Linked DNA regions of Homo sapiens: region 1 is linked to region 2. A link is an interaction called in ENCODE POLR2A ChIA-PET data of the cell type or tissue named here. Cell type or tissue: PC-9. All regions are shown on one strand. Each heading gives the region's core, and the rest is flanking DNA. Links, peaks and the distances in the headings are about the cores only.

What was found. ChIA-PET counts read pairs that join two places held together with the same protein. Peaks named below come from ENCODE experiments on the same cell type or tissue, not always from the same donor. Only the 100,000 strongest peaks of a DNase experiment are listed, where the experiment ranks them.
Region 1: POLR2A ChIA-PET joins it to region 2 with 10 read pairs; 2 of 35 experiments call an interaction of 5 or more read pairs at or near these places.

Annotation. Positions count from the first base shown.
Region 1 is chr13:101,250,349-101,266,054 of GRCh38, reverse strand. NALCN (sodium leak channel, non-selective) reads left to right here. Exons shown (of 44, transcript NM_052867.4): 11 at 7,481-7,612. Among named protein-coding and RNA genes, the nearest start is that of NALCN, 160 kb to the left of the region's middle. RefSeq lists enhancers at 7,900-7,959, 7,290-8,489. In PC-9, for the core only: a CTCF peak has its summit at 7,590; a DNase peak (open chromatin) is centred at 7,734; H3K4me3 peaks cover 1,357 bases; H3K27ac peaks cover 2,278 bases.
Region 2 is chr13:102,700,274-102,715,979 of GRCh38, reverse strand. It overlaps a transcript of METTL21C not described here. Among named protein-coding and RNA genes, the nearest start is that of METTL21C, 13 kb to the right of the region's middle. RefSeq lists a silencer at 1-225. In PC-9, for the core only: no CTCF peak of the experiment used is centred there; DNase peaks (open chromatin) are centred at 8,319, 10,669 and 11,559; H3K4me3 peaks cover 923 bases; H3K27ac peaks cover 2,668 bases.

The DNA of each region.
Region 1 (15,706 bases), core at 3,901-11,900, 1.5 Mb after region 2:
ATCCAGCACAGAGACAAGATTTAAACTCAGTTCATCCTGTCTTCAAAATTGATATTCCATTAAACCATGGCAATCTTAAATCTTTCTGTGAAAAACAGATTGTCTTCAGCTTTCAGATTTAGGGTTCATGTACTTATACCTTCTATCCAACCACAAATACTTGGTGAGGAAGCTGCTGTCACTCTTTTTTAATATATAGAGCAATGTTGACTGATGAATTTTGACTGTCTGATACAAGGCAAGAGACTACCTGGTTTGGGCTCACAATGTCTAAGATGTTTCTATCTCTGTGGGCCTAGAAATCTACTTAGACTTTCTGAGCCTGTTTCTCCATATGTAAAAGGGGATGCAAAAGTATCTACCTCACAGAGTTGTTGAGGATTAAAGATGTTATTACATGAGCAAGCAACATCTTTGGAATGAATCTTGGCACAAACCAAGCACTCCAGAAAACAGTAGCTCTTATTTCAATAATCCATCCTGTTGGTGTCCATTTTAATTGCGTGAGAAGCCCTCCCCGTGTTTGGCTTAGACTTCCACAGTCTCCTGGGAGGTTTGCTTTCATGGCAGGACTCAGAATCAATGCGGGAAAAAGTGACCTTTCTTGTTGTTCTGCTTGAGGTTGGACTCAGTCCCATTGTTCCAGACTCATTGTCTCATTACACTTTTGGACACAAAGCAAGATGAAAGCGTTGGTTGCTGTTATGAGTTTTATATCTGTAGTTGTCAAAGTTACAGAGACCCCACGTTGGCAAGTCACCTTGTGTGGAACCCTATGGTCAGGTACCATTTTGTAGCCCTGGGCACTTTTATACAATCATGTTTCATAGAAGGTGATTTGAGCTGGTATACAAGACAGTTTGAGCTGGTGTCTGTCAAAATCGTTGACAATGCTGTGTTAGTTTCCTGTTGCTGCTGTAACAAATAACCACAAATTCAGTGACTTAAAACCACACACATGTATTCTCTTAGAACTCTGCAGTTAGAAGTCCAAAATGGACTTCCTTAGGCTAAACACAAGGTATCAACAAGGCTGCATTGCTTTGGGAGACTCTGGAGAAGAAATGGCTTCCTTGCTTTTTTCACATCCTGGAGGCCACCTGCATTTGCATTTCTTAACTTTATGAGAGTCTGTAATGATGTCTTTATAATGCCTCCAAATGGTTGCAAAACTAACACATGCTTTTGTTTTTATGAAGCCAAACAGATTTAGTTGATTTTTGACCATGGAGTTGGGGTATGGGGACAAGGTTGGCAGCCATTTTTATGTTAGTGTAGTCCAACATATTACATTCCAGCCAGCATCTGTGGTATTCTATTCTAGTCATTATAGACTTTTAGAATCATGAAACTGTGAAGTTGCAAATAATCTTATAGGTCACCCAGTGCAGCCTGCTATTAAGGAGTATCCCCTACAACAGTGCTTCTCAAAATTCAACATGCTCACGAATCACCTGGGAACCGTGTTAAAGATACAGATTCTGATTCAGTAGGCCTGGGATGGGGCCTGAGATCCTGCATTCTTAATAATTGCTTCCAGGTTGCTGCTGGTCCAGGGACCACACTTTGAGTAACAATGCTCATTCCTGACAGATAATGCTGCCTTGGGGATTAATCTAGTATAGACTCTTTGTATTTTGAAAATTCCAGCTGTCATATACACAGATAAGTAATTTTTGGATCAAAGCCAAACTAAAAACATATCCAAAACTCCTCTGCTTTTAAAAAATGTAAACCAAAATGACATTGCAATTAAAGGAAACTTTAAAAAATCAAATGTGTATGTGGAGTCTGAAGGACCTTATATTAAAATATATAAATAAAAAAGAATATGCACACACATATGTGAATCCACATATGTATGTACTCACATACACATATACTAGAGATGTATGTGTTCATCTGTCTACATAGATAGGTAGAGGGATAGATCATGCATCCATATTAAATAATGCAATTGTGAAGACCTCAAGTCATATAATATTTTGTGGTACTGACTCAGCTTTAACATTTTCCTTTATATTAATTTTTATTAGAAAATAAAAAATTGAAAAGTATAAATTTGGACTTTCCTGTAGATACAAGGATGAATCTAAATGTAATGTCATCAGCCTTTTTACATTAAAGAAACTGATAGCCAGTTTCAAGCACTGGCTGAAGTGAATTGAGTTGAAGTGGGCCATGCCACTAGCTCTAACTTTAAAGCTGGAGTTACTGATTTTAATATTTAAATGTAGGTACTGCACATATTTATCACCTTAATTCTTATTTAATATTTGAAAGTTACTGCTTTGGAGAAAGTCAGCTAAGCAATGGTGATTATAGTGTATCAAAATCCATTGTAAGTGATTATTTTAATAACTCTGAACCAACAGGGACATGTAGACATTCAGACAAAAAACAACCTAATTATAATGACAGCACCAAAGTGAAGCTGTGACAGTTACAAAACCAATTTAAAAGTTTCCTGACAGCCATGGCTAAAAGCTTTGTTTGGATCTTTCAGTAATAACAGTTTACTTAAGACATAAATCCACAGCTAAGGAAAATAGAAAAAGAAAGTTGTGGCTTTTCTGCCATGCAGATGAAATGGAAATCAGCAGAAATATTTCTAATAGAACATTATGCTGAAAGGAGTATAGAAAAGGAATAATAGTAATGGAATTTAACTCTCACAATGCAAGAAAGACTAAATAACAATAAAAATTTTAATGAGCATAGAAATGTGCCAGATGATTTGCCTATCTGTGTTATGAAGGTCAGTCATTTCTGCAAGTAAATTGATGTGCATATAAACATGTTGATTGGCAGCTCTGGAATTTGATTTTTGTATTACCTGTAAAATAAAGTCAAAGGGAAACGGATATGCATCAATAGCCACGGTGACAGGAAGCCTTAATAAAAGTCTACTTTCCCGATGTCACTGGCATGTCTCAAATTATTAGATCCTTATCAATGTTACTTACCTCACTAGACTATGGGCTGAGTCTGATATGCAACATAATTAATTCTTCAACCTCGGGTAATTAATTTCTCATTCCCGAACAGAAAAATGCTTGATTCACAAAATTGCATTCCTTTTTTCTGTAAACCTTTGTAGAATATTTGTAAGTGTAATCACTGTTCTAAGCCCTTTACATATATTGACTCATTTAAAATTAATAACAAGTCTTTGGAGTAGGTACTATTTTCTCCACTTTATCAATGAGAAAACAGAGGTTTAAGTAACTCCCCTGGGGCCACAGTGCCAGTAAGTGGTGGAGTTACGGCTCCAGGCAGTTTGGCCCAGAGCACCTGATGTAGGATAAGGAAGACCCCATGAAACACATACATAGAGTCATGGAGACATTGGCAGTGCTCAGAAGAGGCAGTTCTTGTTCTCTTACCCCATTTTAGTAATAACAGTTTGCTTAAGACATAAATCCACAGCTAAGGAAAATAGCTCTTTGAGCTGCAAGGACTAAAGGATTCTCAGGTCAGACCAGACAGTAAGGGCATGTGTTAATAAATACCCAGAAGAAATGAAACCTCAGAAAGAGGATGTGTGGTGGCGCTAGTCCCTGGGCAGATGTGGCTCAGTGGTGTGTTGTTTGTGCTCAGTTCCTTTCCATAGGTCTGCTTCTCTCTCCTCTTTCTGCTGCCCAGGGCCTTCAGCCTCCACTCTCTCCATTTAAGTATTCTCTACCCCACAGTGGGCAGCGGGCCCCAGAATGGACTTTAAATAGACTAGGGTAAAATGACTTAGTCTCTCTGAACTGTGTGAAATGTGAGTAATATATCTCACCATATAGAGCTATGGTGGATATTAAAGTAGATAAAACAAATAACATTTGAATAATGTGGATTATGACCAAGTCGGATTTATCCCTGGGATACAAGGATGATTCAACATATGCAAATAAATGAATGTGATACATCCTATCAACAGAATGAAGGATAAAAGCTATATGATCATTTCAATTCATGCTAAAAAAGCATTTGGCAAAATTCAACATCTCTTCATGGTAAAACCCCTCAGCAAAACTGGGGATAGAAGGAACATACATCAACATAATAAAAGCTATATATGACAGACCCACAGCTAGTATCATACTGAATGGGGAAAATCTGAAAAGCCTTTCCTCTAATACCTGCAACATGACAAGGATGCCCACTATCACCTCTGTTATTCAACATAGTACTGGAAGTCCCAGCTAGAAAAATAGGACAAGAGAAAGATTAAAGGGCATCCAAATTGGAACGGAAGAAGTCAAATTATCCTTGTTTGCAGATGATATGATCTTATATTTGGAAAAACCTAAAGACTCCACAAGGAAACTATAAGAACTGATGAACAAACCTAGTAATGTTGCAGGATACAAAATCAACATACAAAAATTAGTAGCATTTCTATAAGCCAACAGCAAACAGTGTGAAAAAGAAATCAAGAAAGTAATCCCATTTACGGTAGCTACAAATAAAATAAAATTCCTTGCAATTAACCAAAAAATTGAAGGATCTCCATAATGAACACTATCAAACAGTGATGAAAGAAATCGAAGAGGACACCAAAAATGGAAAAATATTCCATATTCATGGATTGGAAGAATCAATATTGTTAAAATGTTCATACTACCCAAAGCAGTCTACAGATGCAATTGAATCCTTATCAAAATACCAATGATATTCTTCACAGAAATAGAAAAAAATTCTAAAATTATATGAAACCACAGAAGAGCCAAATCTATCCTAAACAAATTGAACAAAGCTGGGGGAATCACATTACCTGACTTCAATTTATAATTCAAAGCTACAGTAATCAAAACGCCGTGGTACTGCCATAAAAACAGACACATAGACCAACGAAACAGAATAGAGAACCCAGAAGGAAATCCACACACCTACAGTGAACTCATTTTTAACAAAGGTGCCAAGAACATACACTGGGGAAAAGAGAGTTCCTTCAATAAATGGTCCTGGACATCCATATGCAGAAGAATGAAACTAACCCCTATCTCTGTAAGGTACAAAAATCACATCAAAATGGATTAAAGACTTAAAGCTATGACCTCAAACTATGAAATTACTACAAGAAAACACTGGGGAAAATCTCCAGGACATTGGACTGGGCAAAGATTTTATGAGCAATACCCCCATAAGCACCGGCAACCAAAGCAAAAATGGACAAATGGGATTACATCAAGTTACAAAGCTTCTGCACAGCAAAAGATACAATTAACAAAGTGAAGAGACAACACACAGAATTAGAGAAAATATTTGCAAACTACCCCTCTGACAAAGGATTAATAACCAGAATATATAAGGACCTGAAACAACTCTATAGGAAAAATCTAATAATCTGATCAAAAAATGGGCAAAAGATTTGAATAGACATTTCTCAAAAGAAGACATACAAATGACACAAACAGGCATATGAAAAGGTGTTCAACATCATTGATCATCAGAGAAATGCAAATGAAAACTACAATGAGACATCATATCACCCCAGTTAAAATGGTTTATATTCAAAAGTCAGGCAATAATAAATGCTGGTGAGGATGCGAAGAAAAGGGAACCCTTCTACACTGTTGGTGGGAAGGTAAATTAGTACAATCACTATGGAGAACAGTTTGAACATTCCTCAAAAAACTAAAAATTGAGCTGCTGTAATTTAGCAATCCCACTGCTGGGCATATACCCAAAAGAAAGGAAATAAGTATATCTAAGAGAAATCTTCACTCCCATGTTTGCTGCAGCACTGTTTGCAATAAGATTTGGAAGCAACCTAAGTGTCCATCAACAGACGAATAGATAAAGAAAATACAGTACATATGCGTAATGGAGCACTATTCAACCATAGTAAAGAACAAGATCCAGTCATTTGTAACAACATGGATGGAACTGGAGATCATTATGTTAAGCGAAATAAGCCAGGCACAGAAAGACAAACATCACATGTTCTCACTTATTTGTGGGATCACAAAATCAAGATAATCAAACTCATGGACATAGAGAGTAGAGATTGGTTGCCAGAGGCTGAGATGGGTACTGGGGGGACGGGGGGAGGCAGGGATGGTTAATGGGAACAAAAAAAATAGAAAGAATAGATAAGACCTACTATTTGCTAGCATAATACAGTGACTGCAGTCAATAATAATAACTGTACATTTTAAAATAACTTAAAGAGTGTAACATAATCATTTGTAACTCAAAGGATACCCCATTCTCCATGATATGCTTATTCCCCATTGCATGCCTGTATCAAAACATCTTGTGTACTCCATAAATATATATGTGTATATATATATATTTATGTGTGTGTGTATATATATATATATATATACACTTACTATGTACCCACAAATATTTTTAATGTGAATAATATGGCCTGGAACATAGTAACCGTTTAATACATGATAACCTTTATAATAATACTCATTATGGCCAGGCATGGTGGCTCATGCCTGTAATCCCAACACTTTGGGAGGCCGAGGCGGGCGGATCATGAGGTCAGAAGATCGAGACCATCCTGGCTAACGTGGTGAAACCCTGTCTCTACTAAAAATACAAAAAAATTAGCCAGACGTGGTGGCGGGCGCCTGTAGTCCCAGCTACTCGGGAGGCTGAAGCCGGAGAATGACGTGAATCCAGGAAGCAGAGCTTGCAGTGAGCCAAGATCACGCCACTGCACTCTAGCCTGGGCGAGAGAGCGAGACTCTTTCTCAAAATAATAATAATAATAATAAATAATACTCATTATTTTTTAATGTTTAATTATCTTTATCTTAATGTAGGCAGTAGACTTGGACCAGACTTGGGTTCCAGTATTGAGTCCATCTTCAATCCCTGTTTGACAGTGGGAAAGTTACTTAACCTCTTTGAGCCTCAGTTTCCTTATTAGAATAGGTTCCTAGGGCTGTTATGAGTTAATTTATGTAAAGCACCTAGAAAAACTCCAGGTAGAGAGCAAGTATGATGTACATGTCACTTACTAGAAGTTGTAGTAAAATTTTCAACAAATATTTATGGAAGTAATAAGTAAAAAATAAATCTCAGGTTTCTCTTACTTTTCCAGTTGTATAATAATCATCTCTAAAATATTTTCATCTGCAGTATTCTCCCTAAACACAGAATAAAGAAATACTTGTTTTGTGTTACTAGCTTTTTAAAAGCCATTTATCCATACAGTCAGAATTAAGGATAAATACTACCCAACCAACCAATTAAAAATTAAGATGCAAGCCATACACAAATGATATATGTTTTCCATTTTTAGTCAAAAGTCTCTGAAACCATCTTCCTAGTCACTGTTTAGCTGCCTGAAAGAAAGGTTCCCTTGCCTGCCCAGTTCAGCAGTGTGGGACATGGATGGCTTTATCTTGGAAGCCCTGTTTTGCATAGCAGCACATCACAAAGGTGCTGTCAGCCAAGGACTAAGTCAATTACACTTAATCATGAGGTTTATTTCTTTGTTAAGAGTCTGTCTGTTTCGCCCCCTCAGAAAATGATGCGGTCATCCGTTTTCCACATGTTCATCCTGAGCATGGTGACCGTGGACGTGATCGTGGCGGCTAGCAACTACTACAAAGGAGAAAACTTCAGGAGGCAGTACGACGAGTTCTACCTGGCGGAGGTAAGCAGCTCTCCACCGTGCAGATCGCTGGGCAAGGAGCAGGTGAACCGCGGACAGTGCCTCTTAGAGATGCAAAAGTGAAGTGTAGCCTGTTCATTACTTGACTTTCACCAAAGCTGAATCATTGTCTGCTTCTTAAGTGGTTCCTCTGGTCACAGTGTGGCCTGATTCATTTCCTGTCACCGCGGGCCTGAGTCATCTTCCTCACAGTATGTCACGTTGCCAGGGTAACCCTTTTCCCCTGGGTCTTACTCTAGAATCTTGCTGTTTTCCTATCCACCTCTTATTATCTCTCCCTTTCTCAGCGTACATTAGTTTGTTTCCTACTAAGTACAAGCAGGCACAGATTCAGAAGATCATAAATAAGCTGGTCAGCTCAGCAATACGTAGAAGAGGGCTGGAAGGACATATAGAGAGATGGTAATGATAAATTACTCCTCTAGAAACGGGTGTTACAACCTACATTAAAGACACCAATTAAAGGTAGGTTTCATGATTAAATAAGCATCTCCCTAGCACTCTACATATCATATTACAGTTTTGGAATAGTACTTCCTATTGATAAGGTAATTTTGTTAATACCTGATTCTTAAAATATTTTAATTTTTATTTCTTTCAATAAGCATTTTGCATTTATATTAAAGCATTTTAATAATTTTCCAAGATCTTTGTTTTTTTAATGTAAAAACTTACCTAAAATATATCTCAGAATTCAATGGTTACATATTTACAAAAAAATTGATTGACAACGTAGAAACCCATTCATTGTGTGAGTGAGGTATACATACACAGTTGTACAACGCTTCAATAAATCCAACCTATGAAAAAGTAAACTGAAAAGACAGAAAAAAGTCACAATTTTATTATTTTTACCAAAGCATTTTTCACATAAAAAAAATCAATTTGCCATATAATTAAGTGTTATTACATTCCTAGAATTCTCTCAGTACATTTAAAAATTGATTTGGTTAATAAAAATTTAGTCTACCCACGCACAAGCTTTTCTGAAAAAGAATTGATTGCATGTACCTAACGAGCATAGACATCTACGTGGATATCAAGAAACTTTTAAGTAGTCGCTTCTGAATTCTCCTCTTCATGGAAGTATGTCTCCTGAAACAAAATACCGTTAATACAAAACTTTTACTGGGCTACAGTCTCTGTGATGCAACATTTGCCCAATGGCCACCTGGTATATGGAGCTTACAATCTAGCAAAAAAAAAAAAAAAAAACAATAAACAATAAGAGTTTTGTGCTATGGAGAACTAATGACAGGGGCTGATGAAGAAATTATATCCAGCCCAGCCTCTGAAAAATAGGTATAATTTTGCTGAAAATCCAGCACACGATGAATGGATTGTCAATAAAAGCAGAGAGAAGGTCGGGTATGGTGGCTTACGCCCGTAATCCCAGAACTTTGGGAGGCCAAGGCGGGTGGATCACGAGGTCAGGAGTTCGAGACAAGCCTGGCCAACATGGTGAAACCCCATCTATACTAAAAATACAAAAAATTAGCTGGGTGTAGTGTCGGGCACCTGTAATCCCAGCTACTCTGGAGGCTGAGGCAGGAGAATCACTTGAACCTGGGAGGCGGAGGTTGCAGTGAGCCAAGAGCGCACCACTGAATTCCAGCCAGGGTGACAGAGTGAGACTCCATCTCAAAAAAAAAAAAAAAAGCAGAAAGAAGCCTAGACTGATACTAATATTTGCAGGTAAATTTCTAACACAGGGAAAGAACAATGAAGGAAGCCTCATCAAGTTATTTCTGTTTTTCCCAGGAAGTAGGAAGCAAGGTCTGCATCCAGCCAGATGATGAGACAGTGAAGTGGGAAGTTGGCAAAGAAAGGGGAGAGGGAAGAGGTGCCTGGGGTTAGGCAAAAAATTAACAATACAGCAAATGCAACATTAAAGATCCATTTAGGACTATGGATTTACAGTGATACCAATTCAGATAGCTCTGCGACTTTTTAGCCCTGTATAAGAAGAGGGAAAAGCAACATTTAAATCAATCCACCTTTAGGGATTTTTTTCAGGTTAGGGGAACTGAGAAACAAGGGGAAAAGATGGATTGCTGGCAAAGGAGTTGAAATGATGACCCTGTGGTTTCTGTTGGATGTGGAAATGGGAGGAGAATGGAGGAGTGAAGGTGAAGGATCAATGGTCTCTATATGGTTAAAGGACGGGTACCACCAAAGTGATGGAATAATAGAACCAGAAGAGGTTATGATCAGAGAGTGGAGTCCAGGATTTTACAATTCCAGGGTAATTCTAAGTAATGAAATATAAAATCTAGGGTGTCACGTGAATGTGGGTGGCTTAAACATATTGATGGAGTCAAGGCAGAAATGGAAACGACTGTTGAAGCTAAGGCGCTGGCTGAGTCTTCACATGGACATTGAAGTCACTCAGAGTGAGGCCAGTTCTTGGAGAGAAGAGTGGAGTCAGGGAGCAAAGTCACGGGGAATGAGCGAGTGACTGATGAACAGATTGACAGAAGGACAGAAGACAGCTACAGGGAGAGTGGGTGACAGCATGGTTTAACCTCATGGAATACGTTGCAAAGGAGTATCAAGGAGTAATGGATGGGCACCTCTTCCTCGTCTACATGTTCTACTAGAAAGGGCTGGAAAGGGCTGCAGGGGTAACTCATGTATTTGAGAGAGAATCAGTTGAGGCACAGACAGAAAGTAGATTCTGGGAACAGAGATTGATAATGTAGAGGACATTATTTAACGTAGGAGAGACTCAAAGATTAGTTCAAGGCTCTGAGGAGGGAGAAGTGGGAAGATCGATGAGACAGAAGAATGATACAAGAGTAATAGCATCAGTAGGTAAAGATTTGCTGGCAAAAATGCCAGGAAACAAAAGCAGAAATGACCACAAGAGATTACAGTTATGCTTATCTCTCTGGGAGGAGGAATCTGCATCTGCTCCTGAGGGAATCTTGACATTAGAGATTACAGTAACATTGCTTTTGTGATCTAGCACAGGGTGGGCAGGTGGTCACACTAAATCAGTCCTGGAGCATAAGTGAATAGGCCCTCCACACTGGCAACAGCAGGGAAGGGAATTCTTTAGTAAATTTTACCTAACTTTTTCATGTACAGAATTGATCCTTTCCTAATGTGTTTATGTATGGTAGATGATTTATCCTCATACCTTAAGAAATTCCAACAAAATGTCAAATAATTGAATGTTGTAGAGTTGACTGGTTACTATTTAAGTGTATTGTAGAGTCCAGGGGTAGTTGGTAAATCCTTGTCTTTTTTCTTTTTTATATAATATTAAAAATAAAAACAACCTCAACAACAGACAGACAGGATTGGATGGTGGAATTCAGTATATATTATGTGTCCAATAATTGTTGTCCCCTGACAATAATAATAAGAAAGGGTGTGGGAGGAAACTTTGAGAGGTGGTGGATATGTCAATGGCATTGATGGTAATGGTTTCACAGGGGTACACTTATTCCCAAGTTCATCACATTGGTACATTACATGAATGCAGCTTTTAACATGTCATTCATTCTTTTTTTTTTTTTTTTTTTTTTTGAGACAGAGTCTCGCTCTGTCGCCCAGGCTGGAGTGCAGTGGCGGGATCTCGGCTCACTGCAAGCTCCGCCTCCCGGGTTCACGCCATTCTCCTGCCTCAGCCTCCCAAGTAGCTGGGACTACAGGCGCCCGCCACTACGCCCGGCTAATTTTTTGTATTTTTAGTAGAGACGGGGTTTCACCGTTTTAGCCGGGATGGTCTCGATCTCCTGACCTCGTGATCCGCCCGCCTCGGCCTCCCAAAGTGCTGGGATTACAGGCGTGAGCCACCGCGCCCGGCCACATGTCATTCATTCTTAACAAAGCGGCAAATCAGTTAACCAGCTAAAAACTAACTTGAAATCCTGGAAAAATAAATAAATAAATAAACTAGGTAGTGGTGATTTTGTTGACTTAAACAACCAGATAGACCCCATCAGTGTACTCTTGAACTACTTAAGCATTCTGAATTTGTTCCACTCTAGGTTTTGGGGTTTTTTTGTTGTTGTTTTTGTCTCCTTTTTTTTTTTTTTTTTTTTTTGAGACAGTCCCACTCTGTTGCTCAGGCTAGAGTGCAGTGGCACCATCTCGGCTCCCTGCAACCTCTGCCTCCCAAGTTCCAGTGGTTCTCTTGCCTTAGCATCCCAAGAAGCTGGGATAACAGGCACACCCAGCTAATTTTTGTATTTCTAGTAGAGATGGGGTTTCGCCATGTTAGCCAGGCTGGTCTCAAACTCCTGGGCTCGAGCGATCCATCCATCTTGACCTCCCAGAGTGCTGGAATTACAGGCGTGAGCCATCACTCCTGGCCGTTCCACTCTGTTTTTGATTTTGTGTGTTTGACTTTCCCCAAGTATGTTTCGTTTTTATTCAGATTACATTGCCATTTCTCTTTGTATCAGAAACTTATACATGAGACAAAGTGATTTGTTTCAAATGAATGTGAAAAAGTCACTTTAATTAAACTTACTTTTTCATAATATATTCTATTTTTATAAAGTTTATAAAGATGTCTTGAGTTTAGGCCAGGGTTTGGCAAACTCTTTCTTGCAGACCCAGATAGTAAACATTTTGCCTTTTGTAGACCACCCTCTCTCTGTCTCAACTACTCAACTCTGAAATTGTACAAAAGTGAGTGTGTCTCAGAATGGTTGTTTTCCAATAAAACTTTATTTACAAAAATGGATCTTGGTTTAAGCTATAGAAACAGAGAGCAATGTCAAATAATTGAATATTGGATTATATTCAATTATTTAAAATACAAATAAATAATAACATTTTGTGTTAAAGTCAAATATTTTAATACTGACAACAATAAAGCTATGATTTTTGGGGGGCCCATTATGTTCTAAGTGCTTTAAAAGAATTCATTGTCTCATTTAATTCTCAAAATAGTTATAATAACAGCAATTCAAGTTTATAGACTATAATGATGCAGTATGTAAGGCAATAGCATTATGTAATATTTTGAAAAGTTTATTTTAAAAATGGATCACAACAGGTCATGAGCTTTTAAAGAAGTTATTTTTTAAGTTCCCACATATTCCAGAATAAATTATTTAGAAAATCTAAAATAAAGCACTTTACCCATTAAGAGCCAACTCACAGTCTAAAAATCACCCTTTAAGAATAAATTAAGATACTTAGCTTCTGTTGTGAAGCTGGGGACTTGTTTTGTTACTTTGGATTAATTAACCTACATTTAGAATTAGTTAAGAAACAGGAAACAGTTTACCTCTTTTGTAGCCTATGCATAAACAGAAAAAGGTAAAGTTTATTTTCCTCTGTAAGAATTTTAACTTTTCATTGTGATCTAAGAGAATATATTATTATTGCACATTAAATCATATGTTATAATGAACATGATTACATTTTAAAATATATATTATTTTCTTAAGAAATAAAATATAAGCAATATTTTTCTTATTATTATATGAATGTATTTGTATCCATTAGACTGTACATTTAACAAAATTTATCAGCACAGCACAGGAGATTAAAAGCTTTATCTTCTTTTATCTCAATTCTTCTTTTGAGAAACTCACAAACAGATGGGAGAGATACAACAAGGAAGGCAACGGACCTACAGAGAGGCCCAAAGTTAGCTCTGTGTCACCCCCTAGCATTATCCCCAGCTATGTTCTCTGATTTCCTCTAGACCTATCTGAATGGGGAGCTCAATCCTCTTCCACCTCCTGGTGTTAAGTATTAATGAGGACAGTCATGTTTTCCAATGAAGCCAGAGGGGAGAAAGAAGTCCTAGGACTCTGTGCTACATACCCCACAGTAAATTAACTAGAACTCCTCTTACCCTCAACTCTGTCTATCCCTCCTACCCAGCCTACTCCCATATCTCCCCAACTTGTCATCAGCCAGGCAGGCTCTTCCCCTGCTACTCATGCACAGCAATTCCACTCCACCCCCAGACTTGCATCTTCACTTGCTTTTTGTTCAGCAAAACAAAAAGCTCTGCTATTAAGAGGATCTAGATTCCTCAGAAAAGAAAGTATCATCTATTACTTAAGCCCTCTTAGTCCCCCACAGGAAATATTTATTTTAAATACATTCAGAGTTTCTCTGCAAAGATTTCACATGGATATAAAATTTTTCATCTCATTTCAATTATAAAGTCAGAGAACAGAGAGGAAGAAGGGCCTAGTATCCTTTCTTACATGGCAGTTGTGCTTGGTGATGGGGAATCAGAGGTAAATAAAGTAAATAAGATATGGCCATCGATGTGTGACTCTAAGGACCTCTTTCTACTCTTAGAAGCTATAGTTCTGTGAGATTATCTGGTGTAATCTTGAGTGAGGTGTATACCTAAAATTTGTGGCAATAACATGATTTATCAAAGAAATTTTAGTGACTCTACAAGAAGAAATTAAGAACAATTTCCAAGTCAGTGTTTGTCTCAACACATCATATCCATATGAGCAGTTTTAGTTATTAAATCCGTGTTTCCAATAGATCTAAAAATCATTCTCTATTGTGGTAGACTAAATATGTATTAAGTTGTCTTGTCGGAGGGAATGAGTCATAAACTGCCAAGGTGCTAGTTCGCTGAGAGAAGTTACAGCTTGAGAGAATGTTGTTTCTAAAACAGATTATTGATGAAGCAAAACGTGCTGAGACTAAATTAATTTTACACAAATAAGATTTGGGCAGGATTAGACTTATTTATGTCAGATACCTATGATGTCAGAAGCAACCATTAGCCTTTGTGTATTAATATGATTATTTTGCAGGATTCTTTTTCTATGGTTATTTTTCCTTCTTTTTGAAATTTCTATCCTTTGAAAATCTGTGACTTTCTTTTATTTCCTTCTTAATTAGAAAGTATTTCATAAATTCAACACATAGAGAAAATATTATAACCAATATTTGTGTGTCCGTCACCCAGATTTTTAAAAAATTAATAGTTTTTCATGTTTGGGTCAGGTTTTTCAATCAGAAATAAAACATCATTAGTAGAGTAGAAGATCCCTGTGTACCACTTCTTGATCTCCTCCTTCTCCCTAATCCACAGAGAACTATATTCATCATATCAATGCATGCTTTATAATAGTATGAAGTATTAAGGTGCCACTTTTTCAATCCTCATTATATTTGGGAAATTGATTCATGTCGATTGAAGCATGAATTTATTTGTTCTGCATGTAAGGGCAATGGGTATTTCAATTGCTTCCAACTTTTTGCTGTTGAAAACAATACTTCAGTAAACATTGTCATTAGAATTTCTGTGCCACATTTGGGAGAGCTCTTTCTAAATATATACCTAGACTTAAAATTGTGAATTTGTCAGATATGCTCACTTTCAACTTTGCTAAATATTGTTAAATTGAACTTCAAAGTGCTTGTGTCAATTTACATTCCTACCAGGATATATGAGCAGCTCTACTTCATACTACTTTTTTTTGTTCAGGATTTTTAAGTTTCTTACAATCTCATATAATCATTATAGTCTTAATATACATTTTCTTGGTTACCATAGAGATTTGACCTTTTTTTCGTATTCTGTCAGCCCTGAATTTCCTCTTCTATAATTTTGCCTGTTTAATCTGTACCCTAATTGATTTTTCAGTTATCTAGTAGTATGCAGTGCAGACATCTCCCAGCCTTCAGCTTGTCTTTTAACTTTTATTTGCTGTCTTTTCTTCAATAGAAGTTATTAATTTTAACACTGTAAGATATAGTCATCTTTAATTTTTGATTCAGTGCTTTTTGTGTCTTATCTATACCAGAGTCATTAAAGACATTCTCTTATAGTAAAGGCTAGAGTTTTCAAGTTGTGCTTTTTCAATTTTAGACTCCAATACATTTGGAATGAGATAAGGACTTGATTTTTTCCCCATATATAAACAATTGTCCTTCGAAGATTCATTGAAAATTCATTCTTTCCTCACTCCTGTAGTGCAATTTCTGTCATATATCAGGTTTACACATGTGCACAATTGTGTTTCTGGACACCTCAGTCTGTGTCTATACATCAAAGCTTTAGTTGATAACATGTTGTCATAAGTGCTATCCTTTATAATAAACCTTGAGATCTATTAGGGCAAGCTA
Region 2 (15,706 bases), core at 3,748-11,747:
ATGCCTATAATCCCAGCTACTTGGGAGGCTGAGGCAGGAGATTTGCTTGAACCTGGGAGGCAGAGTTTGCAGTGAGCCAAGATGGCACCATTGCACTCCAGCCTGTGCAATGAGAGTGAAACTCCATCTTAAAAAAAAAAAAAAAAAAAAACTTGTACAGACTGTTTATTCGAATTCAGATCAAATCAAAGTCCATTCATTTCATTTGCATATTGTAATTTCTAAGTCTCTTTTAATCAAATTGATTCCTCCCTCTCTCCCTTGCTTTCTGATGTTGGCTTATTTAAGAAACCAGACAAGCTGTCCTATAGAATGTCCCATATTTTGATTTCTTTTTTGTTTCCTTGTGGTTTTCACTTCCTTCTTTATCCCTTGTGTTTCCCTAGAGGCTTAGTTAGATTCAGGCTTAACTTTTTTTTTTTTTTTTGGCAAGAATACATTACAGTTGGTGCTGTGTGCTTCATATCACATTACATCAGGAGGCACCAAATGATCAGTTTCCATTTTCAGTGATGCTGAGATTGATCAAAGAATTCAAGTAGTGACAGCCTGACCCCTCCATTCTCCTTCCCCACCAACCCATCACGAAGTAATGTTATCCTCTGGTGATTGCTGTGTGACTCAATTGTTTCACCAGGGGTGGCAAAGTGATGGTTTTCTGATTCTGTCATTCCTTATTCATCTATTAGCTGGAATTCCTCAGTAAATAATAATTTTCTCTCTCCAATTAGAGCTATTTAATTATCCTGAAAGACAAGATGAGTGCTTAATTCATCTCTTTTAATTGTAAATTTTCAGAGTAAGGAATTGGTGCCCTGGTATTTGCAATGGTGTCCAATGAGCTGGAGCTCTCTTTCTCTCATATGTTCAATTTGCTCATTTAATTGAATGAATATATTTTTCTTATTAATGCCCAAATTGTGCACTTTTGGCTATGACTTTATACTTGTTTCTCTTTTGTCATACTGAAAATTTTGGTTATTAATAACATCAGCCTAATTATCTATTTTTATTATCCTACACTATGTAAAAATTTCAAAATACTAGTAATACAGTATACCTGCTTAAAATTAAACTACCCAGTCAACTCTAACATTTACTTGCACTTCTATTTGCCCTTAGAATATATCTCTATAAGCACACATAGTCAAAATATTATGTTCTAAAATCACTTGAAACAACTCTTTTGTCAGTATGTCATACACATTGACTCATTTATTGTTGTTTGAATTTAATTTTTAGTTTTTAAACTTTTTTTCTTTTTGAGACGGAGTCTCACTCTGTCACCCAGGCTGGAGTGCAGTGGCACGATCTCGGCTTGCTGCAAGCTCCGCCTCCCGGGTGCACACTATTCTCCTGCCTCAGCCTCCCAAGTAGCTGGGACTACAGGCGCCCACCACCACACCCGCCTAATTTTTTGTATTTTTAGTAGAGAAGTGGTTTCACCATGCTAGCCAGGATGGTCTCGATCTCCTGACCTTGTGATCCACCCGCCTCTGCCTCCCAAAGTGCTGGGATTACAGGCGTGAGCCACCAAACCTGGCTTAGTTTTTAAACATTTTATTTTTGAATTGTCTCTGAAATCAAAGCTATATAGCAAATGACTCTCAAGAGAGACCTGCTTATATTCCTGTCCCCTTCATTCTACTTCCTCCCTCTCCATAAAAGCAGCTATTTTTATTAGCTTTAATTTTATCTTTCTAGCCTTTCTTTTAACAAATATAAACTGTACCTGCATTCTCCTTGCTTGCTTGCACACTGGGTTGCATACTATATATTTTTTATTTACTTATTTATATTGAGACAGGGTCTCACTCCATCACCCAGGCTGGAGTGCAGTGGCACGATCACAGCTCACTGCAGCCTCGACCTCCCGGGCTCCAGCAATCCTCCCCTCAGTTTTGCAAGTAGCTGGGACCACAGGTGTGCACCACTACGCCCGGCTAATTTTTGTATTTTTGGTAGAGATGGGGTTTTGCCATGTTGTCCAGGCTGGTCTCCAATTCCTAAGCCCAATTGATCCACCTGCCTCAGCCTCCCAAAGTGCTGGGATTATAGGCGTGGCCACTGTGCCCAGCTTGTTGCATACTATATATACTATTTTCAGTGTACTTTCTTCATTTAGCAATATATCCACCATTCACTCCACAGCAGCATGTGGTGGCCCTCCTCTTGCCTCTTTTACTGCTACATGGCATTACATTGGGAAAATGCGTCATAGTTTATGTAACCAGTCCCCTAATTAGATGCATAAATCATTTTATATTTTTGCTAGTGTGCCTTTGGGAAATTGAATTGCTGGGTCAAAGTATAAATGCATATACTTTTTTTGTAGACATTGACAAATTATTCTCCATTTTGCATTGCTACCAGTTTTAGAGTGTCTGTTTCTCCAGTGTCTTATCAATAAAACTTATTGTCAATTTTTGTTACTATGACAGATTAAAGTTGGGTGCGGTGGCTCATGCCTGCAATCCCAGCACTCTGGGAGGCCAAGGCTGGCAGATCACGAGGTCAGGAGTTCAAGACCAGCCTGGCCAACATAGTGACACTCCGTCTTCACTAAAAACACAAAAATTAGCCGGGCGTGGTGGCAGGCACCTGTAATCCCAGTTACTCGAGAGGCTGATGCAAGAGAATCGCTTGAAACTGGAAGGCAGAGGTTGCAGTGAGCCGAGATCACACCACTGCATTCCAGCCTGGGTGAAAGGGCGAAACTCCGTCTTGGAAAAAAAAAAAAAAAACAGATTAAAATGAAATCTCAATGTAATTTGACTTACATTTATTTTACATGCATGCAATTGAGCATTTTTTCATATGTTTAAGGCCATTTTTATTTTTCTTTGAACTCTATATTTTTGTACATTGTTTACTGTAAGTTAATTTGTACTTTTTTTTTTTTTTTTTGAGACTGAGTCTCGTTCTGTCACCCAGGCTGGAGTGCAGTGGTGCGATCTGGGCTCACTGCAACCTCCACCTCCTGGGTTCACGCCATTCTCCTGCCTCAGCCTCCCGAGTAGCTGGGACTACAGGCACCCGCCACCACGCCTGGCTAATTTTTTGTATTTTTAGTAGAGACGGGGTTTCACCGTGTTAGCCAGGATGGTCTTGATGTACATTTTTTAAACAACTTTTCAGAGACTGATATGGTTTGGCTCTGTGTCCCCACCCAAATCTCACCTTGAACAGAGATCTAGCCCTTTATCAGAGACTTAAATTGCAAATATCTTTTCCTAGTTTGTTAATTTATCTTGTGATCTTGCATCTGAATTTTTTTTAGATGGAATCTCACTCTGTCACCCAGGCAGGAGTGCGGTGGCACGATCTTGGCTCACTGCAATCTCCACCTCCTGGGTTTAAGCCATTCTTCTGTCTCAGACTGCTGAGTAGCCGGGATTACAGGTGTGTGCCACCACACCCGGCTAATTTTTGTATTTTGAGTAGAGATGGGGTTTCACCGTGTTGGCCAGGCTGGTCTTGAACTCCTGACCTCAGGTGATCCACCCTCCTCGGCCTCCCAAAGTGCTGCAATTACAGGCGTGAGCCACTGCACCCAGCCTTGCATCTGAATTTTTTGTCATACAGTATTATTTAAATTTTATGTGGTCAAATTTATACCTGTTTTTGAGACAGAGTCTTGCTCCATTACCTAGACTGGAGTGCAGTGGGGTAAATCATAGCTCACTGCAACTTCAAACTCCTCGGCTCAAGCAATCCTCTTGTGTCAGCCTCCTGAGTAGCTGGGACTATGGGTGCATGCCACCACTCCTGGCTAATTTTATAATTTTTAGTAGAGATAAGGTCTTGCCATGTTGCCCAGGCTGGTCTCCAGCTTCTGGGCTCAGTGGATTCTCCTGCCTTGGTCTCCAAAAGTGTTCGGATTACAGGTGTAAGCCACCATGCTCAGCCAAAATTTGTACATCTTTTAGACATTGGTTTTGGATTTTTAATGATGGTTTAAAAAGTTTTCTTAATTCTCAAGTCATAAAGAAATTAACACATGCCTTCTAGTACTTATAGCTACATTATTTACATTTAGATTTCATCCATTTGGAATTTATTCCTGTGTATTTTTTCCCACATAGCTCAATATTATTTATGAAATAATTCAAAACTTCCCCATGACTTGAGATAATACCTTCACTATTTATTAAACTTCCATAACCATATATGTCTGTTTCCAGTTGTGCTATTCAAATGCGAACTTTGGCCTGTTTTTCTATCACATATCAATACCATGAAGCTTTGAATATAGAAGTTTTATAATGTTTTAAATAACTGATGGGATTAGCCTCCCACATTGCGCTTTTTCCAAAATTTTCTTTGATAGTCTTGTTTATTAATTTTACTTATTTATTCATTTATTTTTTGAGACAGAGTCTCGTTCTGTCGTCTAGGATGGAGTGCAGTGGCATGATCCTGGCTCACTGCAGGCTCTGCCTCCCAGGCTCAAGCGATTCTCCTGCCTCAGCCTCCCAAGTGTCTGGGGTTATAGGCGTGCACCACCACGCCCAGCTAATTTTTGTATTTTCAGTAGGGACAAGGTTTAGCCATGTTGGCCAGGCTGATCTTGAACTCCTGACTTCAAGTGATCCACCTGCCTTGGCCTCCCAAAGTGCTGGGATTATAAACATGAGCCACCTTGCCTAGCCTATTAATTTTTTTTAAAATACAAACCCTATAATCTAGCTCCAGAGGGCAAAATCAGCGTTTTTAATGGAATTGCATCAAATTTATATAGTAAGGGGGAAATTACATCTTAAGGAATTAAGTCCTCCTATCAAGAACGTATTATGTTTTTCCAATTGTTTAAGTCAACTTTGTGTCTTTTATTAGTGTGGCCTATAATGGCATTTCAGTCAATAATGAGCCACGTACATGACCAAACTACCTGGCTAAGGAGTGTGGACCAGGAATACGGTCAGAAATCTTTTAAATCAAGTTTTTAGGAGGCTGCTCCAATGATCAACAACATCAGATGCCTGTGGGTGGTAAGGAGAGAAAGGGCCATCAAGTAGCTATTTGCTGGTGGTTCACAGAGCTGAAAATATGGCAAAGATTATCTTCAAGGGCCACAATGATGTGGCCAGAGTTGGTTAATGGAACTAGAACAATAACACCACCACCTGAAAAGGTGTCAAGAGTAGCAGGGCACCACCATAGTCCCATGAAGGGCCCAAAGGTCAGGCTGTGGGCGGCAGCAGGGAAAGCATCCCTGCCACGAGGCCACACCATTGTGAGACAAGTAGGTCAACTTGTGGCAGGAGCTCCAGTGGGAGCCCCCGCATCATAAACATGGAGTCCTGCACGTTGTGCCATCCACAGTGGTGGGTGCGTTCCCACATCCAGCACAGCGATGGGTCCAGAGAGCAACGTGGCCATCTGCTTAGTGCAGGCTCCACCGGCAGCTTGGCTCTAATCGGTCTCATCAGAGAAGGGGCCTTGATCATTTCCATCTATGTGAGTGACCCAGATGTTTCTCTCAGCAGTCACGATTTGTTTCCACAGTTTGTGACCTGCAAACGGGATGCTGTTCATCTGGAATCTGTAGTTTTCCAAGTGGCTGACCAAATGCTTAGCCGTTGACAACAGCCCAAGAATGACTAAAAATAGGGCAAGTTGCATCAAGGGCAGTCTTGGCCAGACCTGCAAGAACAGCCATGCATTCTGCCTTCTGAGCAGACAGCTCACATCTGTTTTTGGATCTGTGTAGTCACAGCAGCTCAGGGGACACCACTGGGGTTCAGCTTGGAAAAACCATCAGTGACCCAGGCCCATGCATTTAGGGGAACCTCTGTAAAGTGAGGGCCCCATGGAGCCACAGCTTCGCCTCAGGTGGTGAATAGGAGATAAAATTTCCCTCAGAGGGCTTGTGCCCACTGTTTTGTGTACAGCCGAGATGCTGCTGGGGCCAGGCTGTCCAAATTCCATTTTCCAGCCTAGGCTTGTTGGACCCTTCTCACCATGTTAGCGATTGAGTCTGAGTTTAAACAGACCAGAGAGTCACAAGGCCTTTATAGGTCAGGTGTGCAGTTTCAATTAGAGGACAAGACCAAGCTGATAGCTGATTTTCAGAAGGAGTATGCCTGGTAGTCACAACAGGGAAGTGACAAGTTCAACACTTCTGGGCATGTGTTTGGGTGGAGGGTGTCTCCCATTGCCAGGGACCCCATTTGGCATAATCATTGGTCACCATGACCTGAAGCTCAAAGGAACCAGGAGTGTGTGAATCTCCAAGGGTGCTAGCATGTCTCTACATGTGGCTTTTCCCAATCAGAATCATCCCCTCTGGCACTTGCAGGACAGAGAGTACAGGCATATCAGTTCCTATCATACCTCTAGATGTAGAAGAAGCTACAGCAGCTATACTGATTAATTTTATACCTTACAAGAAAAATATAAATTTTATATTCCTATTGAAAGGACCCTTTGTATCTATTTCTGCTTGGGTCCAATCAGGAGAAAGAAACCAGACAGTAATTTAAACAGGGAAAGTTGAATATAAAAGAATTAGGTATAACAAGGGATTGGAATAATGAGGCATTGACTAGTAAAACAAGAACCCTAAAAAGTGTGGAAATAACAAATATAAGCAGCAGCCTCTATGCTTAAGTCTGAGATAGAAGTTGCCTGTCCCCTCAAAAGGGCTGAGATCCAGAGCCTATTGAGAGGATGTGGCCATGGCTCACTGGATTGTGGAGAAGTCCCTGTGGTGCTGTGCTAGTCACATTAGTCAGAAATCTGCCCCAGACGGTTCTGGGAAAGCTGCTTGTAGGGAAGGGCTGAGCTACGAAACTACTCAAGGATGCTGGTAGGGAGGTGAGTTGCTGCTGCTGGGTGCTGCTGGCTGCCATGCCTTGCAGAGGCTGAGAACTAGAGAGGTTATGAGCTCTGCAGGAGCTGGGTCCTGGGGAAACCATGTGCTCTAAAGGAGCTGGACACTGGGGAAGCTGCCAGTCTGCAGGAGCACACCTGAACCAAGGGGCAAAACCCTCTCCTTCTGTCTAGTCTACTGACAAAGTTTAGCATTGTTCCAGCTGGCAAAGTATTGAAAGGGCCCACATCTGTTTGCATAGAGCAGGCAAAAAAGGGTGAATTTGGAGCTGAAAGGTGGTAAGTGCATGACTGACACAGTGTATCTGTTGGAAGGGACCTCTACTTGTATCTATATCTTTAAAAAATAACTGGAAGCAAATAGGAGAAAATATTAAGTTAAAATTCTATGTGGTGGGAATTTTGGTATTTATTATATTAGTTTTATAACTTTCTATATGTTTTAAATTTAGCGAAGAAAAATCTTGGTGAGAAAAAGTGATCGGTATATAGCAGTTCAATCTTTTCTAAAGGAGTGAGTATAAGAGTATTAAGCATCTCTCTACTTAAAAAGAAACTGATCTGCATGAATTTTTAAAACTTGTGTGACCTAAATTCTGTTGAAGAAATAAAAAGAAGTTGTTCCCAGTGTTCATTCGTACATTCATTCATTCTTTAAACATTTAATGAGCATTTTTTCCATGCCAGTAACCAGACCAGGTACAAGGTCTCAACCCTCATGTTCCTTACAGTCCAGTGGGTAGGAGGCAGAGGCAGATTCTCAGATAATTAAAGTGGACCTGATGCAGGTGATGCCTAGTTGTGAGGCAGGAAATAGTAAGAATTATCTAGGTAAAGAGAGGCAGGAAATATTTTCCAGAGAACAAAATAAATGTCTGGGAAGGAAAACGTCTAGCCCAGCTTGTCACTTATAAAATAATTAAACCAAGAGAATGGAAAATGTTATACTCTAAATAAGGAATGTCTGTAGAGATGAGCTCTATTTTAAATAAAATGATTAGTAAGTTTGATGGAGTCAAAGTTTTTATAAATGATCTATGAACCTACAGCTCCTATTTTGCCAGGAAAGCTAAAAAAAGAGGTTCTATTTGGGCCTCAGTCCGTTTCCTGGCTATCTTCTAATGTTGATGGTTTTAAGTGGTTGGGATAACTTGGCATGCATTTCAGACTAGAATCAACACATTCTGGGACAGGTGACATAGACAGCTTTCATGAGATGAGCCTTTTATCACATTCATCTTCTCTAAAGTGAGAGGAGTGTGACATTTCCTTGCTCTCTTCTATTCATCCTGGGCTTCTTAAAGAGATACTGCAAGATAAACTTGAGGTTTTCTATGCACGTGTAACTGAGTATTTCTGATTTTATTGTCTCTGTATTAAGGCATGCTGCAATTCTTTCTTTTGGGAGAAATCCCTGTGTTATTATTCCAGTATCTAGAGTGATTCATATGTCTGGAATGACAAGACGATCCCATATTGAAGCCACTGATAATGCCATCGTTATTGCTGTGCTGGGAAGAGATCCAAGACTAGTAACTAAATCAGCTGATCTTCAATGTGTGTAAAGCACTTAAGCTACCCTGCAATTCAGGGTTTCCACTTGCACAGACTTGACGATTGAATTCTGATTTCCACTCAGGGTTTTCTATTAACATTGTGAGAAAGGATTAGTAAAATATTGACTTATGGAATTTTGTTCTGGGAGAACTAAAACAGAAGCTAACCTGTTATTGCAAATAAAGTCTCTTAACTAAAACGTTGAATCTTGAATATCGTTGCTATTTACTTTTATTATGTGTGCAGTTATTTAAAAGACGTCTTTAGAGTAGTTTTAGGCTCACAGCAAAATTAAGCAGAAAACACAGAGAATTCCCATACACCCCATATGCCACTCATCTCTCCCCAGCCTCCCCCTCTATCAGTATCTCACACCAGAGCGGTACATTTGTCACAATTGATCAACCTACATGGACACTTATCACCCAAAGTCTATAGTTTACATTAGGGTTCACTCTTAATGCACATTAAGACAAATGTATGACATGTACTCACCATTATCCTCTCATATGGAGTAGTTACACCACCCTCAAAGTCCTCTGGGCTCTACCTATTCATCCCCCTCAACCCCACCTCCTGGAAACCACTGATCCTTTTACTGTCTCCATTGTTTTGCACTCCCCAGAGTGCCATATAGTTGGAATCATACAGCATGCAGCCTTTCCAGACTAGCTTTTTTCACTTAGTAATATGTATTTAAGATTCCTCCATGTCTCTCCATGGCTTGGTCATTTCTTTTTAGTGCTGAATAATAATCCATTGCCTGGATGTTCTACAGTTTACTTATCCATTCACCTATTGAAAGACATCAGGGTTTCTTCGAAGTTTTGGCAATTACAAATAAAGTTGCTTTGGAACCAACCCAAATGCCCATCAGTGATAGACTGGATAAAGAAAATGTGGCACGTATACACCATAGAATACTATGCAGCCATAAAAGGAATGAGATGAGATCATGTTCTTTTCAGGGAACATGGATGAAGCTGGAAACCATCATTCTAAGCAAACTAACACAGGAACAGAAAACCAAACACTGCCTGTTCTCACTCATAAGTGGGAGCTGAACAATGAGGACACATGGACACGGGGAGGCAAACAATACACACCAGGGCCTGTCAGGGGTGGGGGACTAGGGAGACCAGGACAAATACCTAATGCATGTGGGGTTTAAAACCTAGATGACTGGTTGATGGGTGCAGCAAACCACCATGGCACATATATATCTAGGTAACAAACATGCACATTCTGCACATGTATCCTGGAACTTAAAGTAAAATAAAAAAAATTTTAAAATAAAGTTACTATAAATATCCATGTGCAGGGTTTTTGTGGACATAAACTTAGGGTTCCATAAGTTTTCAGCTCATTTAGGTAAGTATCAAAAACCTTGTTTGCTGGATTGTATAATAAGAGTACGTTTATTTAGTTTGGTAAGAAACCACTGAGCTGGGTCGGGCGCAGTGGCTCTCGCCTGTAATCCCAGCACTTTGGGAGGCCGAGGAGGGTGGATCACAAGGTCAGGAGATTGAGACCATCCTGGCCAACATGGTGAAACCCCGTCTCTACTAAAAACACCAAAAATTAGCCAGGTGTGGTGGTGGGCACCTGTAATCCCAGCTACTCAGGAGGCTGAGACAGGAGAATCGCTTGAACCCGGGAGGTGGAGGTTGCAGTGAGTTGAGATCACACCATTGCACTCCAGCCTGGGCAACAAGAGCAAAACTCTGTCTCAAAAAAAAAAAAAAAGAAGAAATCGCCAAACTGTCTTCCAAAGTTGCTATAACCATTTTTGCATTCTCACCAGCAATGAAAGAGACTTCCTATTGCTTTGTATCCTCACCAGCATTTGGTATTGTCAGTGTTCTGGCTTTTGGCCATTCTAATAGGTATATAGTGGTGTCTTGTTTTAATTTGCATTTTCCTGATGACATATGATGTTGAGCATCTTTTCATCTGCTTATTTGCCATCTGTGTATCTTGTTTGGGGAGGTTTCTGTTCAGATCTTTTGTCCATTTTTGATTGAGTTATTCATTTGCTTATCGTTGGGTTTTAAGAGGTTTTTTTTGCATATTTTGGATAAAAATCCTTTATCAGATATGTCTTTTGCAAATATATTCTCCCAGTCTGTGATGTGTCTTATTCTCTTGGTGGTGTCTTTTGCAGAGCAGAAGTTTAAGCTTTAATGAAGTCCAGGATATCAATGTTTTCTTTCATGGCTGGTTTGTTTTTATTTGACTCATTGTTTTCCTTCTCACTGCCCTTGATGACTAATAGGGACCTCTCCTCCACTTTCTGTGCCCCAGTATTCATTATGCCATTTCTATGGATCCTACACAATTGCCATGGGCATCAAATGAGATGGTGTTTATAGATGGGGTTTTTAAACTGAAAAGCAGCAGTACACCTATCAGGTGACATTACTAGTCTATTGACAGTACACACACACACACACACACACACACACACACACCACATGCACATATATATCCACATGCTTTTATTTCTTTCTTCTTTGGCCAGTGGATTGTATTCATTATACCAATTAAAAAGAGACCATCATTCTTTTTTTTAAAAAAAAAGGAAAAATGTAATAAAGAGACCAATTTTTAGTCAGGTGCAGTAGTCACATCTATAATCCCAAAGACTTGGGAGGTTGAGGCGGAAGAATCATTTCAGCCCAGGAGATCAAGGCTGCAATGAGCCATGATTGCGCCACTGCAAACCAGGCTGGGCAACAGCGCAAGCAAAATCCCAACCTGTTAAAAAGAGAGAAGACAGAGAGAGACCATTTTTTTTTTTTTTTTTGTATTACAGTTGACAATAGCATTTGAAATCTAAGAGATAAGAAGCTGTAAATGTCATCTTTCATTCCAGAGCTTTTAGAAGGTTACCTTTCTCTGTCTCAGGGAGAAGTGTATCTATTTCAGTGCCCTCTGTCTCTGGAAGGGACAAAAATTCTTGCATGACCCAGGTTCCTCATGCCACTTCTTGATCTAGCTGTGCACTTCCTTGTGAAATCTAGTTTTAGCAAGAAGCTTGCTAAGTCAGTTTAGCCAGAACCCTTGATATCTGATCATCTTCCATCTTCCTCATCTTCAGGGTAAGATTCCTCATCCTCCACCATCCCCTAGGTGATGTCTCATACCCCGACCTGTCTTCAGCAAGAATCCTGTTAGGTCGGTTTAGCCAGAATCCTCCTTACCCAGATGTTACCTCATAGTAATTTTCTATCCACTGACCCCCTCCCTGCTCCTTGACTATAAGTTCTTACTTGCCCCTGCTGTGGTAGAACTTGACCCTGTCAACTTGAAATAATCGAAAGAATTAGAACCTAGCTTGAAAGAAGTTATTTAAGCTTTGAAAAGCTGAGAATATCCATCTGGGAAACACAGACTCCAGAGAAATGAGGTGAGCGCTCTGACGTTAAAAATTAAGCTTTTGCTTATATAGGCAGAAAACAGAGAAGTTTAGTTGGATTGTAACATTTTCTATACAAAGCTGGTTTATGAGTTACGGCAATTTAAATGGTGACAGTTTGTTTGCTGCTTGTTTTCATTTTCTTTCCAATTTAAAACAGTATATTTAGTATTGCATCTTAAGACAATGTGATAGCCATAAAGTCTTTGTGTGAGAAAGGTAGGGAGAAAGTTAATCTATAATGAAGATCCACAGTGAATAGGGAAGAGGTCTTCCCTGAGGCCCTTAAGTCATTTACATTTAATAGAACAATGTAGGGAAGGAAGAAGTTTAATCTCTAATCAGAGAAACACAGGTTTCAGTTGCCTGGGTTATGTCTGCCTGCTTGCCTGACTCAGGCCCCATAATCACATTCCTTTAAGGGTCAAAATAATTTAAAGTTCCAACAGCTTAGATTTTGAATTATATATTTTCACAAGCCCCATCTCCCCCACCACAAAACCTCACTGCCGTGGTTCCTCCACCAACCCTGATGATCCTGAATAACATCTGCTTCACTGTGCTGTAACGAGCGTCGCTGAATAATGTTTCCTTTAACAGAAGCGCCAAGAACTATCTTTGCGATTTTGCAAGATTTTCCCAGTTTACATTCATCTCCTGCTTCAGGGTTTTCTTTCCATTTATTTTGACAAAACTAAATGAAACTGGCAGTTAACTTTAACTGAGTAATGAAAGACAACAAAAAGCAAACAGAGCTGGAGACAGAGAGAGAAAAAGAACACCAATGAATTAACTGTGGCAGCACCTTGAGATTTGATGTTTTCTGGCCTGCAGGCCTGGCTACGGGGCACCTAGAACCCTCAGGGCTAGAAGTTCCAGCTGCCCATTGACTAAGCTCTAGGAAAGGAGAGGAAGGAGCAGAAGAGAGCAGGGAGGGGAAAGGAGAAGGGCAGCACGTGAAGCTCTAAAAGCTTCTGATTTATTTTGCTGAAGATCTAGTCATCAGCTATAGAAAGAAAGGTGTCATTGGTAAATGTCATAACCAGGTGGTTTATGATAGCTCATGTTACCTCTATCCCACTGCAATGAGAGTATTTATTTGAAGCTGTCTCTCCATCAATTACAGGGAAAGATCTTGAGAAAAAGACAGTTTCATGTAACATCTTTCAATATATTTTATTCCATGGTACTTTGGAATTATTGTTATATAGCAAATGGCATATTTTAAAAATTACCCTTTCTAAATTTTTGTTGTTCGTATATAAGAATGCTGTTTTTGGGGTTGGTTGCAGTGGCTCACGGCTGTAATCCTAGCACTTTGGGAGGCCGAGGTGGGTGGATCACCTGAGGTCAGGAGTTCGAGGCCAGGCTGGCTAACATGGTGAAACCCTGTCTCTACTAAAAATACAAAAATTAGCCTGGCATGTTGGCACATGCCTGTAATCCCAGCTACTTGGGAGGCTGAGGCAGGAGAATCACTTGAACCCAGGAAGCGGAGGTTGCTGCAGTGAGTGGAGATTGCGCCATTGCACTCCAGCCTGGGCAACAAGAGCGAGACTCCGTCTCAAAAAAAAAAAAAAATCCTGTTTTTGTACAGGATCTTACACGCAGTTGATAAACTCCTTCATTAGTTCCAAATAGTTTGTCTATAGAATTTATTGCATATTCTATATGGAAAATCATGTCATCTACAAACATGAAACTTCGTTTATTCCTTTCCAATTGTTACAGCTCTTATTTCATTTCCTTGCTTTTATCATACTGTCCAGACTTCTACACAATGCTAAATAGGAACAGTGACAGTGGATATTGTTGTCTTTTTCCTGTCTTTGTAATTTTCCTCCATTTAATGTGTGTATTATGTATAAATAATGAATATATTTAATGTGGGCTTTCAGTGGACACATGTTGTCAGGTTTATGAAGTCTCTCTCTCTCTTTCTGTCTCTCTCTCTCTCTCTCTACATATATATATATGTATATATATACACACACACTTTTTTTTTTTGAGGCAGAGTCTTGCTCTGTCACCTAGACTGGAATGCAAGGGCACGATCTCAGCTCACTACAACCTCCACTTCCCAGGTTCAAGTGATTCTCCAGCCTCAGCCTCCAGAGGAGCTGGGACTACAGGCACCCGCCACCACACCAGACTAATTTTTGTATTGTTAGTAGAGACGAGTTTCACCATGTTGTTTAGGCTGGTCTCAAACTCCTGATCTCAAGTGATTTGCCCGCCTCAGCCTCCCAAAGTGCTGGAATCATAGCATGAGCCACTGGGCCCTGCCGAAGTCCCCTAATATTTATGTTGGTTTTAAAAGACCATGAATGATGTTGACTTGTACCAAACTTTTTTATATATCTTTCAAGATGATCATATAGTTTTTCTTCTTTAGTCTGTTAAAGGGAGGAATTACACACAAATTCCCCTTTTATCAGCTCCCACTAATATTGCAGCATGTGCCTTGTACTTTTCTTCATGCTCGTAGAATAATCATTTGACAAGAGTATGCACACAGCCACACATGCATGCACACACACGCACATACACACACACACACACAATCAGGCTAGACTAGAAGTATGTGTGATAACAAACCTCCAGCATCTCAGTGGTTTGTCCCCTAAACGTTTGTCTTGGTCATATAAGATTTGCACGCAAGGGGCAGTGGTTGTCCGTGAGAAGGTGCAGCTATGGAGGCAGCTTCCTTGAATGGCTTCATTATTTCTCCACCCAAATACTTTGCTTTTTACTAGAGAATGGGGTAGAAGCAGATTGGAGAAGTTCCCAGAGGCATTTCCTTCCAGAACCTGGTGGAGTTGGTATGTGAAAGGTGCTATGTCTCTCAGAGACGAAGGAAACAGAACCCCAGAGCTGAAGAGGCGCATCTAGGCCACTTATTTGGAAAGGGGGAGGGCTCAGCTTCCAAGGAACAGGCTCTCTGTTGCTTTTCACCTGGATAGATATTTAAATAATTCAGAGTATTTCCCCCCAAACCTTGACAGCATGGCCTCATGGGAGAACGTCTCTCCAATGGAGTCCATTCCTTCCCCTAGAACAGGGGAAGGAATGAAAGGAATTCCGCGTTGTGGCACATCCCAGAATAGTTCCATCAGGTAAACACATTCTTTCCTAATAGAAATCTGTTGGGAAAAAATGATCTTTCTGAACAGTGGTCAACTGCTGTTGCTAAAATCGGAGCATGATTAGTGACAACTAAGTCCCCTCTCAAAAGTGTCATGTCCAAGCAGCGGACGGCGCTATGGAAAGAACGGACAGCGTTGGAGGCATCTGCTCCTGGCTGGGAGTCGTAGGGTGTCAGAGTCATGGGGCAGCCTCTCCTGCTGCTTCCCAGGCCTCACAGTAAAACAGGAACCGAGGCATCCTTGCCCCTCCTCAGCTTCAAAGCTGAATCACTGTGAAGATATGGTGTTTCCACACTGATACATTTATTTCACTTCATTTATCTGAGGATTAAAGTGAGCTGCAGAAAGGTATCATTTATTAAAGTGGAAAATAGAATAAATGTCGTTGCCAGAGTATCCCTTATTTCAAGCACATTTTCAGTGTCAGACTTTCTCATCCAAACTTGTTTCCCAAGCACAGCGTTCCTCCGTGTAATTAATATCACATGCTTATAGCTCAGCTGCAAAGCATTCTTGGCTATTTTGATAACATGAAACCTGGCAGTTACCCGTTGTGATTTACACATAGTTGCAGTTGGAGATTTTTCTAAAATTACAATAAAATTTCTTTGAGGGGAAATCTGTTTTAAGGACTGGATTGGGGAAAGAAAATAAAAAATAGAAGCGAACAACTAAGTATGTCTATTCTCCAAAGTGCATATAAGTCTATCAAGGCAACACACTGGCCTTTGATCAGAGCCACTTTACAAGG